Linked DNA regions of Homo sapiens: region 1 is linked to region 2. Evidence: read pairs that join two places in POLR2A ChIA-PET (ENCODE). Cell type or tissue: PC-9. All regions are shown on one strand.

Region 1 (2,500 bases), 61 kb after region 2:
TGGAGTCCTTAATTTTCAAACCTTTACAGCAAAATCTCCAATGACTCATAGATGTCAATTTTCCTGGTCTAAGGTGCCTATCCCCGAGACCATCATTTTTTATTACCCCTAAGGAGATTTCAGCAGTTTTTAACCCAAAACTTGTCTCTCATTTCTTCTTCTTTTTAACCTACAAATCATGGTGACACATGCATTCAGTGGTGCTCAATAATTATGTCAAATGAATAAAAGTTTTTACATATTAAAATTTATCTAAAAAATCTTTACTGTAGATATCAAACATTTTCTAAACATAAAGTACCAGAAGTAAGCCATCCTTAAAACAACTTTCCATCTGCACCTGTTTCAAAGGACCTTTTGTGGGGTTGGTTTTACTATTTAGGTTAACTGAGATATTGACAATTGGGGTGAAGCAAATGACAACTCTAATTATAAATGGAGTCTCTGTTTCTAAGGTCTGTGTGATGCTTCTGAACATTTTTCAAACACAGGCTGTAAAATGTCATTCAAATGTAAGTTAACATTAAAACTAGGCATCACTGCACCTGTTACAGACAGCATTTTGAGCTTCTGCTCTTTAGGCTGATGAAGGTGTTGACAATTTGCTCTGCATTTCTCCTCTGTATCTGTAGGGCATATGCAAATAGTTCTCCTGACTTCTTAACTGCCAAGGTGGAGTGATGGTGAGACTCCCAAGTCATAATGATAAATCCAGAAAGGATCCTAAGCCTCCAAAGATGGACTAGGGCAAAGCCAGTCACTGCCAGCAGAAGCCATTAGTTACTACATATGCAACAGCCACCAATGGACATAAACTTGAAACATGGGGGTAATAGGGTGGAGAGCCCTTTGCAGTCATAGTGTGGGCGAGCAGCATTATTAGGAACAGACTCTGTTTTTCCACATACCAAATGGACACAAGTGAAATTGTAGCAAAATACCATTTTTAAAAAACGATGAAGCAAAAACCAAAAGAGGAGGAAAGGAAAAAATTCACCAAAGCTTTCCAGTTGAATGATCTGAGCTTTCCAATAGAGGTCCAAGATAAATTTCACTCCCAAAGAATGTTGTATTCCCAGTTCTACAAATCCCTGAGAAACTGAGAATGCTTTCGAAATAGAATCCCCATTTGCTATGTACCTGTGGTTACATTTGGTTTGAGAGCAGACCACAATGCACTGAGAAGGTACATGTGGGTTTTCTCTCTGTGTGTGTTTTTGATAAACAGAAACAGCACAGATTAGGGGGCTCTATCATGACTCTCTAACAGTGGTGCATTTCACAAGGAGAAATTACAGGAGATGCTTTGATGTCAAACAGAGGTGGCTCCCTTTAAGAAAATGGTAAATTTAACTTTCTTTGGTTCAAAGCTCAGCAGTTCTCCTTGCTCCCCACTGACGTGAATGCTGCAATTTTCTTTTATTCACTTCCTCAATGACTTGCCATTAAACACCTACAAGTCATTTTACTGCAGCAGTTTGGTCCTTGTGACACCCAAATGGGATGGAGAAGAGAAGAGGAGATACGGAGAAAAGAAAGAGAGGAAAGCTTCACATGGTTCCTGAGCTAGAAAATTGTTTTCTTGAGTCCAGTATCACAAGCAGTGAATTAAAAACAGTTTGGGGGGAACTTTGGAGGAAAAAGAAAACAGCTGAAGTAGGCTGACTGCATTTCATTACTGGTTCAAATTAGAGGGTGGAGGAGGTGAGCTAGGAAATAAACAGATGCAATGAAAGGTCTCCAGCCTGTGGGCAAGGAGGAGTGAAAACAGCCCTTTATGAAAGTCAAGACACCTGAAGCCATGGATGTCAGTGGTACACAATGGCCAGTGTTTGCAGGAGAGATGGCTTCTTAACCACAGCAGGGTTACCTTTCCCCTCCCCAGGATCTGGATTTAAACAGATGATATTTACTCAAGGGGTCTTTCATTGATAGAAAAATATAAACCCACCATTTATACATATCTCTGCTTAATGCAAATAGCATATTTAAATTTAATTACTTGGAGCTTAAGGTGGTTTTTGTTCCCATTTCTTTCTCAATTCAATACCCCAGCTCTGATTTGCTTCTTATCAAAGGTTTGTGCATTTTAAAATGCTGTCAAGCATCAGAATTAAATGCTTCAGAGCACTAATGATATCCTTGTGATTAAGGGTTTCGCGTCTCTGAGATGCTAAGAGCTCTGGTGCTAATATTAATTGTTTTCTTCTACATTCCAGATGGAGAGAAGGATTCCTCCTCTCAAGCTAGGCAATACCTATGGCATCAAACATCACTTAGCAATATTTATACGTCCTTTTTCTTACTATCATCATTACAGTATTTTATAGTACAAGAGTTTATAAAGTGCTTTCACATACACATGATTTTGTTTGCGGTACATTCGACCAGCCAGGTCAACTCCTCTGCCATCTTTTAGGTAAAATCATTAAAATCCCCAACCACCCTCGCTGGACTCATCATCAAAGTAAAAAGTCAGCTCCACCCCCAACAGCTTTTA
Region 2 (2,500 bases):
AACAAAAATAAATGTCTAAACATAAATAAATAAATAAAAGAAAGAAAGTCATTAAGTTCAGTGTACACTCAAAAGGAGAAAAATCAGTCTCCACCTTTTGAAGACGGGAGTGTCAGGGAGTTTGTGTACATATTTAGGAGAAGCACACCATTTTACAGATAAGAAAATGTATGTACCTGGGGGTCCAATAACTTGGCTGTGGTCAAGCAGTCTCAAACACGAAGGAATTTTTTATCTTGCCGTGTAAAGTCCTGATCAGTGGATACTTCAAGTAGCAGCTCAAAGACTCAGTATGCGTCCATTTTTTTGGATCTACTATCTTCAGTCCGTGGCTTTCAAGGTTGAAATTTTTGTCTACATCAAGCCCCGGAAGGGAAAAATATGAAGAATTGAACATGTGAAGTTTTTATAGGTCAGGCTTTGGAATGACAAAATATTATTTCTGCTCAAATTCCACGGGCTAGAGCTCAGTCACATGGCTACAACTACCTGCAGGGAACGTTAGAAAATGTACACTAGCGGTGTGCTTAAGGAGAAGAGGAAATAGGTTTGGTGGGAATTTAGTAGTCTCAGGCCACACACAAATCCCATGCTCGTACTAATAGCCACTGTGATGTGAAAATATGGATATTTATGTGTTCATGAGGAAAGTGTGTCAGATGGAAGTGCAGGTAGGATCACCAGCAACTTTCACAAATAGAAGTTTTGTGACTTTTTAAGATAAAATGGCAAAACAGTATCATACATTCAGATTGCTTCTATGCTTTTTATTGTTATTCATCTGTTTGTTGATTGAAACCACCGCTGGATACACATATTTATTCCATTATATGCCTAAAGATATGTTTTGTAGGACATCCAATATATAATCATATATATATATATATGGGATTTTTCATCGTAACATGGAAATTAGGTTCATTTGGAGCTTTACTTTAGAATTACCTAGAAAATGAATCCAATCTTCCACTTCATCTTACAAACCACAATGTCCAAAACCTCTGGATACAAATGAATCTGTGCCAGTTCTCCTGTTTGCTCTGGAGTTGAGCACCCTGCAAAGTCTCCCCCAAGTATCTCTTAGATTCTCAGGGGTGGTAGCATCTTGTTGTGCTCAGCAACAAGTATACTCCCACTCCACTGACCCAACCTCTCACCAAGGCACCAAGCCACTGACTGTAAGCAAGCAACCTCTGGAGGAATGCGGTTCCACTGTGCTCATCAGCTCTCCACTGACAGCTACCCTAATCCCTGAGAATGCCAAAGCATTCTAGTCATGGGTCTACTATTTGAACTCTCAAACTCATGAAGTATTTCATAAACACATGTAGTACTTTTTTTCTGGTTTCAGCACTTTGGGTAGATAATAATATTGTTCAGGCAATATTAACTCCTCCCTCCCTCCTGACAGGAGAATATGTTCTCACCCATTGATGTTGGTCTTATACATGTGACTTGCTTTGACCTCACAGTGGGCAGAAAATACCTCCCTCACCCCTTGAACTTGAGCATGACCCTTGACTTGTTTTCACCAATAGGATATTAGTTGATATGACATACACAGGAGCTAGAAATGTGCATGTGTGTTTCAGCTTAGTCTATCACTCGCCTACTTTTGCCATGAGAAGAACACACCTCATGGAGCATCTGGTCGAAAAAGGTTAAGAAACACATGATATACACCTGGACTTAACCTGCAGAGCTAAGTCAGACAAACCCAGCCTACATCACCTGAACTCCAGTCAAGCCATGGGTGTGTGAGAGAGAAATAAATGCTTATTGCTGTATCCACTCCATTTTAGGGTGGTTTGTATGCAGTGTTTATGTGGCAATATCTGACTGTTATATTCTACCTTGGTCTCAAAATCAGTCCCTCAGGCTGAGACGTGGGAGTAAACATCAGTCTCTCCATTCCAAAGCTTTTCCTTCCCCTCTGTGCCCTTCAGACACTCCAGGACCAAACCAATCGAAATGAAACAACGACCTGAATCCAGTATGGGACTCATCTAGGATATCTTGGCATATTTGACTAATAGTGACCAGCCCATGTTCCACATGAGTCCTCTTGTAGAATTTCTTTAAAAATAGCATTTGGAAATTAAGCTTCAGAACAAGTTTTCACTACCACCCAAAGATGCAGGCTTAACATTTCCTTTTACAGAGAAGTTTACTAAAGTGATTTTTTTCTATTTAATTAGGCTCTTGTGAATCACAGATCTTTCACATAAGTGAACTTACCCTGCAGGGTTAGTGGTATCTTTTCTGGCAAATATTTTACAAAGAAGGCATTTGTCTCAGAAATAAACATTTAATTTGGATGAATTTTCATAGCCACAGTGCTTGATTCTGATGAAAATGTTTACTAGCAGCATTTCTGCTTTAGAACGATTTGTTTCTATTATGTTGACAGAAACAAAATTTGGTTGGTTGTTGTTTGGGATGTGAAATGGTTTTGTAAGCATTTCAGCTTGATGCCCAGGCAGGCAGTCACAATATTTCT

The links. ChIA-PET counts read pairs that join two places held together with the same protein. Peaks named below come from ENCODE experiments on the same cell type or tissue, not always from the same donor. Only the 100,000 strongest peaks of a DNase experiment are listed, where the experiment ranks them.
Region 1: POLR2A ChIA-PET joins it to region 2 with 5 read pairs; 3 of 35 experiments call an interaction of 5 or more read pairs at or near these places.

What each region holds. Positions count from the first base shown.
Region 1 is chr2:221,462,283-221,464,782 of GRCh38, forward strand. The region is part of intron 5 of EPHA4 (EPH receptor A4); the gene reads right to left. Among named protein-coding and RNA genes, the nearest start is that of EPHA4, 110 kb to the right of the region's middle. In PC-9, no CTCF peak of the experiment used is centred here; a DNase peak (open chromatin) is centred at 1,099.
Region 2 is chr2:221,401,052-221,403,551 of GRCh38, forward strand. No RefSeq gene overlaps it. Among named protein-coding and RNA genes, the nearest start is that of EPHA4, 170 kb to the right of the region's middle. In PC-9, no CTCF peak of the experiment used is centred here; a DNase peak (open chromatin) is centred at 1,220.